Linked DNA regions of Homo sapiens: region 2 is linked to region 1. The links are chromatin contacts, found by Hi-C or POLR2A ChIA-PET in ENCODE. All regions are on one chromosome and are shown on one strand. The core of a region is the stretch at or near the end of the contact, and the rest is flanking DNA. Distances in the headings are between cores, read along the strand shown.

What was found. Hi-C counts contacts between places; a loop is a spot of excess contacts on that map. ChIA-PET counts read pairs that join two places held with the same protein, here RNA polymerase II (POLR2A). Pooled maps may share reads with other maps.
Region 2: a loop to region 1 is called in a pooled map, with 2.6 times the contacts of the local background. The contact joins two enhancer-like sites. A Hi-C loop is called at or near these places in 7 of 50 pooled maps. POLR2A ChIA-PET finds 5 or more read pairs at or near these places in 5 of 52 experiments (HEK293, WTC11, activated B cell and 2 more).

What each region holds. Positions count from the first base shown.
Region 1 is chr22:39,000,910-39,008,428 of GRCh38, reverse strand. No RefSeq gene overlaps it. Among named protein-coding and RNA genes, the nearest start is that of APOBEC3B-AS1, 6.4 kb to the right of the region's middle. Within about 2 kb of position 5,093, at least 2 of the 41 ENCODE cell types and tissues checked have a DNase peak (open chromatin) inside an H3K27ac peak, as active enhancers do.
Region 2 is chr22:39,168,970-39,176,511 of GRCh38, reverse strand. No RefSeq gene overlaps it. Among named protein-coding and RNA genes, the nearest start is that of CBX7, 20 kb to the right of the region's middle. RefSeq lists enhancers at 34-328, 2,327-2,996, 4,009-4,814. Within about 2 kb of position 5,516, at least 5 of the 41 ENCODE cell types and tissues checked have a DNase peak (open chromatin) inside an H3K27ac peak, as active enhancers do.

The DNA of each region.
Region 1 (7,519 bases), core at 3,844-6,343:
TGTTATTAGGTGAAGTGTTCCGTATATGTCTGTTAGACCTAGTTGGCTTATTGTGTTGAGTTCTCTATTTCCTTCCTTTTTTTTCTATCTGGTTGTTCTGTCCATTATTGAGCATTGGGTATTGAAGTCTCCAATTATTGTAGAACTCTAATTCTCCCTCAATTCTGTTCATTTTTGCTTCATACATTTTGATGGTCTGTTATTAAGTGTGTAAATTTTTTTTTTTTTTGATACAGAGTCTCGCTCTGTTGGCCAGGCTGGAGTGCAATGGTGAGATCCTGGCTCACTGCAACCTCCACCTCCTCGGTTCAAGCGATTCTCCTGCCTCAGCCTTCCAAGTAGCTGGAATTACAGGCATGCGCCACAACGCCCAGCTAATTTTGTATTTTTAGTAGAGACGGGGTTTCACCATGTTGGTCAGGCTGGTCTTGAACTCCTGACCTCAGGTCATCGGCTCACCTCGGCCTCCCAAAGTGCTGGGATTACAGGCGTGAGCCACTACACCTGGTTAAAAAAAATCTCTTATCTGATATTAGTGTAGCCACTGCTGCTCTCTTTTGGTTACTATTTGCATTACATTTTATTTTTATTCATTTGGGTGAGCCTGCCTTTAGTGTCTGCCACACTCTCCAAAGTGAGATTCCCAGTTGATATTCCCACTAGTGTTTACTTGTATATTAATAAGGCTGTTCAATTTTGCATATTTTATTGCTTATTTCATTTCTTCTATAAATTGCCTGTGCATATCATTTGCCCATTTTTCTGTTGGCAGAAACCTCTAGCCCAATGCTGGATTGGGGTTTCAGGAGCCAGCCTTTTCTCTTGACTTTGATTTCACCATCTAGTAGATACTTGTAGTAGACTAACCTTTTATCTAGAAACCTTTTATGAGATGAAGAAAGCTTGCTAAGACTTTTGTTGAACTGGGAATGCTTTCTTTGGCATGGCAGCATGCTTCAAGCTCTTAAGATAGCTTCTAAGCTACCTTTGCATCTTCTAAGGCGCTATTTTGTTTTATTTCATTTCATTTCACTTATTTTATTTTTTATTTTATTTTATATTTTATTTTATTTTATTTTATTTTATTTATTTTATTTATCTTAGAGATGGAGTCTTGCTCTGTTGCCTAGGCTGGAGTGCATTGGCACGATCTCGGCTCAGTGCAACCTCTGCCTCCCGGATTCTAGCGATTCTCCTGCCTCAGCCTCCTGAGTAGCTGGGATTACAGGTGTTCACCTTCACACCTGGCCAATTTTTATATTTTTAGTAGAGATGGAGTTTCACCATGTTGGCCAGGCTGGTCATTAACTCCTGACCTCAAGTAATCCACCTGCCTTAGCCTCCCAAAATGCTGGGATTACAGGCAAAATGCTGGGATTAGTGCCTGGTCCTAAGATGCTATTTTAATAGCATATGCTTTCTGTTTTTTATGATTGAGATGGTCATGTGGTTTTTCTCCTTTAATCTATTGATATAGTTGCAATATCATTCTGTTTGACAAGTAGTAGTGGCTTGTGATTTGGATTGACTATCAAAAGAGACGTGATAGGCTTCACCCAGTATGCATTTCCTTGGCTTTAAGAAAAGATACAGGACAGGTGGGACAACGTGTGTAACAGCACAGAGCGGAAGTCTCAGGACTCCCACGTGTAGCTTCTGAGGCCCCTTGTCACTCACGCACACGGACACTTGGTCCTGAGGCTGAGGGAGTGTGGACCTGCCCAGCTCCGGGAAGCCATCAGCTCTGGGGCCTGCAGATTAAATACCTTTCTGTTTTTTTTTTTTTTCTTGAGACTGAGTCTCGCTCCATCACCCAGGCTGCAGTTCAGTGGCACGATCTCAGCTCACTGCAACCTCTGCCTCCTGGGTTCAAGTGATTCTCCTGCCTCAACCTCCTGAGTAGCTGGGATTACAGGTGCGTGCCAACACACCTGGCTAATTTTTGTTTTTTGTTTTTGTTTTTGTTTTTTGAGATGGAGTCTCGCCCTGTCACCCAGGCTGGAGTGCAATGGTGTGATCTCGGCTCACTGCAACCTCCACCTCCCAGGTTTAACAGATTCTCCTGCCCCAGCCTCCCTAGTAGCTGGGATTACAGGCACATGCCACCACACCCAGCTAATTTTTTGTATCTTTAGTTGACATGAGGTTTCACCATGTTGGCCAGGCTGGTCTCGAACTCCTGACTTCAGGTGATCTGCCGACCTCGGCCTCCCAAAGTGCTGGGATTACAGGCATGAGACACCGCGCTCGGCCAATTTTTGTATCTTTAGTAGAGAGGAGTGTTTCACCATGTTGGCCAGGCTGGTCTTGAACTCCTGACCTCAGGTGATATGCCTGCCTCAGCCTCCCAAAGTGCTGGGATTACAGGCATGAGCCACCGCACCCGGCCAGATTTAATGCCTTTTTAGTCAGGGACTCTTCAGTTCCTGGGCTGCTGTGTCTCATTGACTGAAATTACTCATGAATTATAGTTTTTAAAAAATTGTTTTCTATTTTTGCCCAGTTGTAGCATCAGGGTTGTGATAAACCTCGGTCATGATTTGGGAAGCTTCCCATCATTTTCTTTTCTCTGGAATAGTCTCTGTAATGTGGAATGATCTGTTCATTGACAATTTGGTAGAAATTGCCAGTAAAACCATCAAGGCCTGAGGTTAGGTGAGGATTGGTTACCTTTTCAGTGTCCTCATTGATGATCGACCTAACTGAGTGATTTTTCTCCATTTTGTGTCAGTTTTGGTGATTCTTACTTTTATGGAATATTTATGTAAGTGTGCTAGAAGGCCAAGCACGACTTTTCCATCTGCCCTGGAATTGGTGGCCGGGAGTTAAAACCATGGTCAAAGAGAGATTATGTACCTAACATCCTACAGAAAGCTTCAGATGGGTGAGGGTCAGACAGATACACCACAGAAAGACTCACGACAAGGTCTTGTGAAGAGGCATTCAGCTTTGGCCGGGAGACCCCAGCAACAGGCAACAAGCAACGGCTGGGAATTAAGAGGGCTTGGGAAACTGAGTGTGTAGAAAAACACACAAACTCAAGCCGTGTTTTTCCTCTGCTCTCGCACCAACACAACAACAGTCAACACAGAAGACTTCTGTGACCAAATGTGGGGGATTTCTTCCCACCAACAAACAAGCAATCCATTCTTCAGCAGGCACCAGCCAGGTGTCCTCTCAGTCACATCCAACATTGCCTTGAGATGGTGTCAGATCTCACAGGTTGAGGGCCCAGTCCCCAAAACTGCCCCTGCTTTAGACACCAGTAGAAAGCTCAGACATCTGGAGTGTCTGACCAACAGGCTTCAAGTTGAGGTTCCCATGACCCATTCTTTGGGTTCAGTTAATTTGCTAGAGCACTACTCTGGAGGCTGAGGCAGGAGAATTGCTTGAATCCAGGAGGCGGAGGTTGCAGTGAGCCGAGATCGTGCCACTGCACTTCAGCCTGGGCAACAGAGCGAGACTCCGCCTCAAAAAAAAGAAAAAAAGATCATTGAGTTCTAAGTGTGCCTAATTCACACTATGATTTTGTCTTTAACGCGTGAATGATTTAGGAGCGATAACGTGCTACCCTAGCAAGAACGGGAATCGAGCTCAAATACGGACACCACCGTGTCTAGCAGCACAGCCTACCCTGAACTCATTGGAAATCGATATCCATTTGTCCCTTAAAATATTTTAAGTAATTTTGGAGAGATGTAGGAGAATAATGCTTTTTTCTTTTTTTTTTTTTTTGAGACAGAGTTTCATTGTTGTCACCCAGGCTGGAGTGCAATGGCACGATCTCGGCTCACTGCAACCTCCCACTCCTGGGCTCAAGCGATTCTCCTGTCTCAGCCTCCCGAGTAGCTGGGATTAGAGGCAGCTGCCACCACGCCCGGCTAATCTTTGTATTTTTAGTAGAGACGGAGATTCACCATGTTGGCCAGGCTGGTCTCCAACTCCTGACCTCAAGTGATATGCCCATCTTGGCCTCCCAGAGTGCTGGGATTACAGGTGTGAGCCACCGAACCCAGCAGAGAATAATGCTTTTTAAACATTTTTTTAATTTTTAAATTTTTAATTAATTAAATTTAATTTTTTAATTTTTTAGAGACAGGATCTTATTCTGTTGCCCAGGCTGGAGTGCAGTGATGGCTCACTGCAACCTCAAACTCCCCAGCTCAAGTAATCCTCCCAGCTTTGCCTCTTTTTTTTTTTTTTTGAGATGGAGTCTCGCTCTGTTGCCCAGGCTGGAGTGCAGTGGCACAATCTCAGCTCACTGCAAGCTCCCCTTCCCGGGTTCACGCCATTCTCCTGCCTCAGCCTCCCAAGTAGCTGGGACTACAGGCGCCCACCGCCACGCCCGGCCAAATTTGTATTCTTTTTTTTTTTTTTTAGTAGAGATGGGGTTTCACTGTGTTAGCCAGGATGGTCTCGATCTCCTGACCTTGTGATCCGCCTGCCTCAGCCTCCCAAAGTGCTGGGATTACAGGCGTGAGCCACTGCACCCGGCCCCAACTTTGCCTCTTAAAATGCTTGAATTACAGGCATGAGCCACTGTACCCTGCCACGGTAATGCTTTTTAGGGGTGTATTAGTTGGGGTTCAGCCAATAAACAGAACCACTAAGATGTATATATTTTGTTTACGAATTTTAAAAAATCTGAATCTGACCTTATCCAGTTGCAGGGGCTGGTTAAGCAACCCCCATAAAATGTTGTCTTCACTGCCTGTGATGTTGGAGCTTGAAGTCTGCGGCGGGGTGGTTCAAGGGGCCATCAGAAAGGGATGAGGGATGCTAGGTGTGGGAGAGCAAGAGCCAGCTGGAACCCACAGGTCTGAGCTGTGGAGCGTACGAGGAGAGACAGAACCCATGTCATCGTTCTTGCCTCTGACTTTAATTGTGTCCTACTGGGGACCTTCCTCAAGGAGCTAAAGACACACACTTGGCTCAGGATCAGAGACACTCAGGGACCATCTAGGACTGCTCCTGGCAGCTGCAGGCCCAGGTGCTGCTTCACGCCAAGGAGATGTGAGCATGCCAGAAAAGGGCTGCTGCCTCACTTCCTCCCAGCAGACTTGCCAGGGCGGTCTCTGTGGCTAGCCCTGAAATCTGACCGCTGGGAAGGGAGGGCATCCTGACTTAGTGCACACATTACAGAGCTTCCGCAAGGGGGCAGAAGAGCTGACCCCAAACCCTGAGAATTTGATTAGGATTGCATCAAATCTGTAAACTTTTTTTTTTTTTTTTGAGATGGAGTCTTGCTCTGTCACCCAGGCTGAAGTGCAGTGGCTGGATCTCTGCTCACTGCAACCTCAGGTTTAAGCAATTCTACTGCTTCAGCCTCCTGAGTAGCTAGGATTACAGGTGCACGCTACCACGCCTGGCTAATTTTTTGTATTTTTAGTAGAGACCGGGTTTCACCATGTTGGCCAGGTTGGTCTCAAACTCTTGATCTCAAGTGATCTGTCCACCTCAGCCTCCCAAAGTGCTGAGATTACAGGCATGCACAACCGCACCTGGCCGATTTAACCTCTTAATATTAAGTCTTTCAATCCCAAAACATGGTATATCTCACCATTGATTTAGGTGTTTTTAAAAACTTTCTCTTAGTTCTTAGTAGAGTTTTGTAGTTTTCTGTGTATGGGTCTTATACAACTTTTGCAAGATGATTTTTTTTCTTTTTCTTTTTTTTTTTTTTTTTTGAGATACAGTCTTGCCCTGTCACACAGGCTGGAGTGCAGTGGCTCAATCACAGCTCACTGCAATCTTGACCTCCCCAGGTTCAGGTGATCCTCTTGTCTCAGCCTCCCAAGTAGTTGGGACTGCAGGTGCACGCCTCCACATCCAGATAATTTTTGTATTTTTTGTAGAGACAGGGTTTTACTATGTTGCCCAGGCTGGTCTTCAACTCTTAGGCTTAAGCGATCCACCTACCTCAGCCTCCCAAAGTGCTGGGATTACATATGTGAGCCACTGCACCTTGCCTGCAAGATGATTTTTTTTTTTTTTTTGAGATGGAATCTCACTGTCGCCCAGGCTGGAGTGCAGTGGCGCAATCTCAGCTCACTGCAACCTCCACCTCCCGGGTTCAAGCAACTCTCCTGCCTCAGCCTCCCAAGTAGCTGGGACTACAGGCACACCCCACCACGCCTGGCTAATTTCCATATTTTTAGTAGAGACAGGGTTCCACTATATTGGTCTGGCTGGTCTCAAACTCCTGACCTTAGGTGATCCACCCGCCTCGCCCTCCCAAAGTGCGGGATTACAGGCATCAGCCACTGTGCCCGACCATCAAGATGATTTTTAACACTCTGTTTTCAGGGACAGATTTCTGGTGATAGATAACAAACCAATATTCTAAATGGCTCACTATGGGCCAGGTGCTCTTTATAATATATGTAGCTATAATATGAATATGAACAAACTCGTTTAAGCCTCACAACCCACAATGAAGAAGTTGTATTATCATCTCCATTTCATATGACAGACTGAAGCACAGAGGTGCTAAGTAACTTGCTAAATGCCACAATCCAGTAAGTGGCAGAAGCAGGATGAAACCCAGGCAGCCGGCTGCAGAGTTGCCACTCACACTGCTCCCCTTGTGCTGCTTGGTAACAGTGACAAGCGTTCCTACCAGTATCCAATAGCACATAAAATCAGGACTGATGCTCTGTCAATATCAGACTTGACTCTTTTCTTTTTTTTTTTTTGAGACGGAGCCTCGCCCTGTTGCCCAGGCTGGAGTGCAGTGGCACGATCTCGGCTCACTGCAACCTCCGCCCCCCAGGATCAAGCAATTCTCATGCCTCAGCCACCCGAGTAGCTGGGATTACAGGCGCACGCCACCGCGTCTGGCTAATTTTTGTATTTTTAGTAGAGACGGGGTTTCACCACGTTGGCCAGGCTGCTCTCTGCTCTCTGCTAACTCCTGACCTCAGGTGATCTGCCCACCTCGGCCTCCCAAAGTGCTGGGGTTACAGGCATGAGCCACCATGCCCGGCCAGACTTTACTCTTACGTTCAGATTCATTGAACTCGTTCTATAAAAGCAAGATCTCCCCCCTCAGTTGCTGCAGGGGAGAGGGGACATCTTCATCTTTATCTTATAGTATTTCGTATATACAAAGATGTGCACAATTTTTAGAATGAGGCTATGGAACTTTGTTCATTAGCAGGAAAGCCCAATAGCAGGCTAGTAGAGCTACGTGTTACGGGATGAAAGGGAGTAAGAGTGGATAGAAATTTCCTTAAAAACACTTTGTGGCCGGGCGCGGTGGCTCATGCCTGTAATCCCAGCACTTTGGGAGGCCGAGGCGGGTGGATCACGAGATCAGGAGATCGAGATCATCCTGGCTAACACAGTGAAACCCCGTCTCTACTAAAAATACAAAAAATTAGCCAGGTGTGGTGGCGGGCGCCTGTAGTCTCAGCTACTTGGGAGGCTGAGGCAGGAGAATGGTGTGAACCAAGGAGGCGGAGCTTGCAGTAAGCCGAGATCGTGCCACTACACTCCAGCCTGGGCGACACAGCAAGAC
Region 2 (7,542 bases), core at 4,267-6,766, 170 kb before region 1:
TGGGTGGGACTGGCACAAGATGGGTCCTCTATCACCCCAAGTCCAAGGGGCGCCCCAAGCGGGGTGCTGCTGTGCCGTGTCGGGCCAGCATGGCAGTAGGCCAGGGCCCCCGGCAGCGCCGAGGCAGCTGGACAGGGCGGCCGCCAAGAATGCCAGGAATGCGGAGCCGCCGTGTCCTTCCCGCTCCTCTTCCTCCCCCCCGCCAGCCCAGAACAGGATATTCCCTGTCCAGGGAAACCCAAGTCCGGTCCCTTTATGGGAAAACCATGGGGCATCTGGTGGGCACTGTTCCTGCACTGGGACGGGTGTTCAGCATAGGGGAGCCCTCAGAGACGGGGGCATTGGGTGCTGCTGCGGAGGATGCAGGGGTCTGTGGGGGCTGGCTCTGTGTGGGTTCAGCACATATGAGGGCCTACTATGCGCTAAGGGCTTCATGTGAATTAACTCACTCAGTCTCACATCAACCCTGGGAGCTTCTGCTTTGCAGATCAGGAAACTGAGGCTCACAGAGGCTAAGGAGCTTGACCGAAGGCCCTAGCTAGCAAGCCGCAAAGCCAGTCAGACTCTGATACCCAGACTCTCAGCCATAGGCCAGGTGGCCCCAACTCAACTGTGGCCATGGGGGCATGGCCTGTGCCCTCACATGGCACCTGTGGGGGAAGGGCACGTTGTTCCCAGCTGGTCAGTTTCAAAGGTGGCAAAGGTTTGTCTTAGAGATGCAGAGTCCGGCCCTGCCCCCGGGGCTGTTCTTGCAGATCTCAGCACCATGGAATCCCAGAGTTTGATCAGGATACAGACCATTGGCACCAGGAGGGGCTCCTCTGGACCCTCCCTAATGAGCAGGGGAGGCCGTCACTCTGGAGGTTCAGGGATAAGAGGTGGGGCTCTGAGAAAGCTGAAGGGGGGACACAGGGTAGGGGAGAGAGCGGGGCTAGCTGCACCAACTCCAGCCCTGGGATCCTAGAGGTGCCGCGCCCCGCCCTGGGCTGCACGCCCATCACCTCCCTTCGAGGCCAGCCCACCTCGGCCCTTTGGTTTGGCTACAGGTCTGGGGCATTACCCTAGCAGGGTCAGGTGCAGGCAGAGACGTGGAGACCCTAGCCTTGGATCAGGCCTTGGGCGGGTGGAGAACGGAGAAAATGCAGAGGCACGGGCTGTGCTGCCACCCTCGCAACCCCCGAAACCAGCCCAAAGTGATTGGAGACCAAGGGACCATCTGCACGAGAAATTCTCCCCATTTAGAAATAGGGGAAACTGAGGCACAGGGAGGCCATGTGGCTTGCTCAGAGTCATAGAGCTGTCACGCTGTCACCTAGTGGAGATGTGATTGGAATCCTGGGCTTTCTGTCTCTGGCCCCCACCTGGGGGCCCCTCACGGTTCCTCTCTTCTCCCCTGCTTCCCTAGCCCCCCAAGTCTGGCTGGTTCTATTCCAGTGTGTTGTCCTGTAAGGGCTTCGGGTCCCCCGGGGGGCCAGGGTCAGGTAAACAGGATCCCAGCCGCATTCCCTGACCTTGTTTACCTCCCAAAAGAATGTGAGGGCATTCTTCCCCTTCCCGGGCTGTGAGTCAGCTCCCAGCAATGCGCCGGCTGGCTGCTGGCTGCCCTTCCCCCATGCAACCCCCTCCAGACCCCTGCCCCTTGCCTTCTCACCCGGTGACGTCACTGATGTCACCCCTCCCCATACCCCCATGGAGCCCACCAGGCCTCCAGTTGCCATGGCGACGGCTCACAACAGGAAGCACAGCCCCATCGAGGCCTGCGCTGGGGCAGAAACACAGGAAGCCGCGCTAAGCACTGAGCAGCATTGTCAGCCCCGTAAAAAACAAAACAGGACAAAAAGATTTAATGAGAACAATCAGCCCAAAGAAAAAGGAAAAAAAAAAAAGACCAAAAAAACAAACAAAGCCAAACAGCCTGAAGGCAGGGGGCTGGCAGGGCTCCAAGGACCCCACGTTTTCCCTCCCAACACAATGTAGGCTCAATAATACTTCCTTCTCAGAAGGAGGCTCCCGGGGGTGAGCAGCGGCTGCAGCAGCTCCAAAACTACCCTTGGCTACCCTTGGTAACCCCAACGCAGGTCCAGCTCTATGCCCTCTACTGAAGGCTTTGGGGGACTGGATAGGCTAGTCCTGCCCCCACCTCCCCAAGTATTACCCCTCCTAAGTCCTGCTAGGGGACGTATTCAGTTCAGTGGAAGAAAGAGCACAGGCTCCTGGGTCACCCAGATGGAAAATCTACTCCTGGCCCAGCCGCTGCCTGATGATTGTGAGATTCTGTGTGGGTGGCGATCTCTCTTGCACCTCACTTTCCTCATTGGTTTTGCACCTCACTTTCCTCATTGGTTTTGTAACCATCACTGTCATCAGCATCCGCCTTCACACCTCACAGAGGTGTTGCAAAGCTCAGGCGAGCTGGCACATCAACTAGCACCCAGTAGGTGCTCAATGCGTGCAGAAGGAACTCACAGAGGATGAATGAATGGGGCAGAAATTCCGTGGAGGCAGCTAGCTCAGCTCTGAACTAACTATCAGAGATGGACAAGATGCCCCAGGGGGTATGGGGCTCCCCATCGCTAGACGGGGCAGGCTTGTGAAGGCTTGGTGGGACCTTGTGGAAGGGACTGAGCCCTGGAACAGGGAGGGTGTAGGGGAGGAGCAAAGCTCCCTCCCTCCAGCAGAAGGCTCTGGCCCAGTGGTCCTGTCTGGATAATCCCATTTAGTCTGGTATCTGGTTGATGCCTGCACCGTGACTATGGGAAGAGACCCCACAGTGTCAGTGGGGCAGTTAGTGGTGGGGGGACCCCTGGCTCTTTCTCCATTGCCTGGAGAGAGTAGGGTCCCAGGGCAGAGGAGGCCACCATTCTAGTCCATTTAGGAATGTGACGGATAAGAATGATCCCCGTGGGACAGTGGCAGAGCTGGACTCTGATCACACGGGCAGGTCAGGCCATCCCCTGTCATGTGGATCGGTCCAGCACCTGCTGTTAGCCCAGTGGTTCCTGCCAATGATTGGTGATAGAGCTGGCCTTGCAGGGCCCGGTTGGGGAGTGGGGAACGGGATGCTTAGGCGAGGAGGCTGACTGAGGTTCAGAGCCTGGCTCCAGGTGGTCAGAGAGGCCACCTGGGGGAAATGGGCCAGAAAATGCGGACGGGACTTTGTTGGGTAAGGACAAAAATGGTAGCTGTTCCACTCAAGGGCATAGCAGGAGCACAGGCGTGGCAGTGAGAAAGCCCAGGGTGTTCTGGCCACGGGACCCAGATCTGCACACCTGTAGTCAAAGTTGGTGTCACAAGATAGAGAGATCCCATGGAAAAGAGGCTGGAACCAGATCACAGAGGGTCTTCAGTGTCACTGCCAGGAGTCGGGAGCTGACACCCTAGGCACCGGGGAACTGCTGGGGGCTTTTGACCAGGGTAGTGATATGTGCAGCCGGGTAATTTAGGGTGACGCCTCCGTGTGGATTAGGAGTGGAGGATGCACCAGGAAACAGCATAGGATGGGAGGTCAGAATCTGGGGTCTGCTGAATTGGCTTCTTTTCTTTTGAACTTAATAATAATGAGACATAATAGGTGTTCAATCAGGCCGGGCACAGTGGCTCACGCTTGTAATCGCAGCACTTTGGGAGGCCGAAGCAGGCAGATCACCTGAGGTCAGGAGTTTGAGACCAGCCTGACCAAGGTGGTGAAACCCCATCTCTAGTTAAAAAAAAAAAAAAAAAAGTACAAAATTAGCCAGGCGTGGTAGCACACGCCTGTAATCCCAGCTACTTGGGAGGCTGAGGCAAGAGAATTGCTTGGACTCAGGAGGCGGAGTTTGCAGTGAGCTGAGGTCACACCGCTGCACTCCAGCCTGGGCAACAAGAGTGAAACTCCATCTGAAAAAAAAAAAAAAAAAGGTGTTCAATCAATATTTATAGAATGAATGAATGGCAACCACCTTATACTGTGATATTTATTTTGCATACGTTGTCTTGTCAATTCTCACTACAAGCCTAAAAAATAGGCCTCATTCTTCCTGGTTTTACAAATGAGAAAATGGAGGTTCAGAGAGGTTGAGGGACCTGCTCCAGGCTGCACAGCATGCTGTGGTGGAGCAAGATTCCAGCACAGCTGAACCCACCCACCATCTCCCACTGCAGAGTCCACCCCAGCGCTGGGCTCTGTGCTGAACCCACCCACCATCTCCCACTGCAGAGTCCACCCCAGCGCTGGGCTCTGTGCTGAACCCATCCACCATCTCCCACTGCAGAGTCCACCCCAGTGCGGGGCTCTGTGCCAGGCCTGGGGGACACACAGATAACTGAACTCCAACCATGTGCCTGAGTAGCCCCCAGATTAGAGGCCTCAGTTTTCCCAGCTGTGGACTGAGGGCTGGTGGAGGAGTGCTCAGGGAGGGGGCTGCCCAGGGCCCAGCTGGGGGAAGACAACACTGAGACATGGGAGGAAGGGAAGGGTGCCCTGAGAAGAGGCAGGATAACTGTGGGGCGCTTGCAGGAAAGGAGCAGAGGCCAGGGCTTGCTAAGGGGATGAGGGGAGAAGCAGACGTGCTGAGAGGCAGGAGCAGGTGGTCAGAGGCTGGGAGGAAATGGATCTCGGCCGCAGCCCTGGGTCCCAAACACAGGCAGACGGGGGATGGTGCGAGGGGGCTGCACCTGGGGCCTCAGGTGGGACCCGGAAAAGACATGCCTGCCCACACCTCCTCCTGCCCCTCTATCCTCCATCCGGCGCCGCTCGCGCACCTGCCCCTCCGGCCCCCATCCGGCCCGGGGGTGGGAGGAATGAGGACCTCTTCCAATCCCTGGTGGAAATCCTCTCGGGGGCTGTTGAAAGGGGCTGTAGGAAGGGTTGTAGTCTGTGGGTGGCTTGGGTCTGGAGCAAGGGAGGAGAGGGGAGCTGGGCAGAACAGGGAGGCTCCTGGGAAAAGCCCACGGGAGGGGGGCCGGGGCTCCTTGGACAGGAAGGGACAAGGGGTTTCCACGATGGCGGAGGAAGGCGTGCTGGCCTCGGAGCCACCAGGCAGAAGCCCTCATTTTGGTTCTGCTCCACACAAGGGGTGGATCCTCAGCAAGCGATTCCCCTCTCTGGGCCTCAGTTTCCTCATCTGTAACAGGAGGGGATCTGACCGCAGGGAGGGGCAGCAGGCAAGCCCAGTGCTTAAGAGTGTGGGTCTGTTTGGGACTGGACTGTCTGGGCTCGATCCTGGCTCCGGTGGCCGCGCAGACAGGCCCCATGGTGAGCGTCTTCAGAAAACAGGATGTGACCCAGCCTGCAGGTGTGCAAATGTCTAGCTCCATCACCCGATAGCTGCTTTGCAAGACGCTCAGCCTTCTCTTCCATTTTCCCGTGACACACCCATCATCCACAGCCCTCCTCCCTGTACTGTGGAGGGTGCTGATGGTGGACGCTCAGGCAAGGAAAGCAGATGGGGCATGTCCCCTCGAGGACCTGCTGTGGGTCCTGCAGGCTCTGCCTCTGGCTTCCCTGGGGCCCCATCCACCCAACACCGAGCGCTGGGCAGCCGGACGCCGGGAATCTGGCGCCACCTGGTGGGCAGAGAGAATCCTGCTGTCCTCCAGGGCTCTGGACGGGAACTGGGCACCAGGCGTCCTGTAGCCATCCCTCTCTGTTTTTTATTCAACCGGGGCTGACCTTTTTAAGAGTTTAAATTTAATTTTTTGGTCAGGCGTGGTGGCTCACGCCTGTAATCCCAGCACTTTGGGAGGCCGAGGCAGGTGGATCACCTGATGTCAGGAGTTTGAGACCAGCCTGACCAACATGATGAAACCCCGTCTCTACTAAAAATACAAAAATTAGCCAGGCATGTTGATGCGCACGTGTAATCCCAGCTCTACTAGGGAGGCTGAGGCAGGAGAATCGATTGAATCTGGGGGGCAGAGGTTGCAGTGAGCTGAGATCACACCACTACACTCCAGCCTGGGCAACAAGGTGAAACTCCGTCTAAAAATAAATAAAATAAAATGTTAAATTTATTTTTTTTAGGGATGGAGTCTTGCTATGTTGCCCTGGCTGGTCTTGAACTAGGCTCAAGCAATCCTCCCGCCTATAGCTGGGTCCACAAGGGCACCTCTGTAACAGCTTTCCCCACTCCCGCTGCGTAACCCCATCTTCTGCCATCTCCCTGTGGCTTGCTGAAGGCTAGCCCCTCACTGGGCCTTTATCTACTCAAACACAGGACCCCTATTGTGTGCATGGCCCCAGGCAGAGCACCAGGCTGGTGATTGAATCAGGCAGTTCCCTGTCCCTCCCAGAGGAGCTCTCAGGCTGCTGGGGGAAACTCACAGACCACAGCAGGACCAGGGCTGTGGCTAAGGGGAGCCCAGAAGTTTTGGTGGGGGCAGGCAGAGGGGTAGCCAGGGCAGGCTGTGGAGGAGAAGCTGATCAGGCTTCGTTTTGAAAGCTGGAAGCAATAGTAATAGTGGAAGCATTTAGTAAGCAGAGAGCAGGTGTGGAGGTGTGCCATTGCAGAACAGCCCTGAGCTGAGAGCCACCGAGGGGTCGTTCTAGGGAGTGACATGGTCAGTCCACTGCCAGTGCGAGATGGTGGAGGTGGCTGAAGTGAGAGGTGCTGGTGGCTACGTCTTGGAGGGTGGTTGGTGGTTGCTATAGAGACTGGGAGAAGGGGATGGTGAGAGGTGGAGGGAGGTGAGCCAGAGGAGGCCCTGGAACACTCCTTGGGTACCTGGCTTGGCTGGCTCAGTTCACCTGGACAGGTACTGGAAAAAGGGGAGGAGGAGGGGGAGGAAGAAGTGACTTGGGAGAAGAAGAGGGCAGGGCGCTCAGGTCTGGGTATGTTCAGTTTGAGAGGTCGTGGGACCTCCAAGAGGAGCCATCCTGGGGGCAGTTGCAGCGGGATGTGTGATGTAATTAGGGAATAACTCGCAGTACCTGGTGACCTGTGAATTAGGGGGAAAAGTCTAGAATGTTCCCTTGAGATAGCCTAAGACGGTGCTTCTCACAAATAAATGTGCAGGTGAGTCCCCTGGGGGTCCTGCTACACTGCAGGTTCTGACTCAGTGGGTGTGGGGTGGATCCTGGGAATCTGCATTTCTGACAAGCTCTCGAGTGAGGTTGATGCTGCAGGTCTCAGACCACACTTTGAGGACAGAAGGTCTAAGACACTTAGAGGATGGTGGCAGTTGTCCTTGACATCAGGAACCCACATAGAGGTGGAGGTGGGTCTGAGAGTTTGGGTTTTTACAAGCTCTACAGATAATTTTGATGCCTGAGCAGGTAACGCGAGCCAGACATGGGTACAGACATACTGGGGGTGGGAAGGGGTGGCTGCATAATTTGTGGGGTCCCATGCAGAATGAAAACATGGAGCCCTTTGTTCAACAATTGTTATGAATTTCAAGACAGCAGAGCATTAAGCCACATGCCTGGCCCTTTGAGGAGGGAAGTCCTGTGTGACTGACTGACCACCTGCCCATGAAGGTGGTCCTCCTGGGGCGGGGGTTTGAGGCAGGAAGGTGAGGGGCTTCTCCTCTGATGACGTCTGTTTCCCCTCTGAAAGGAGAAGC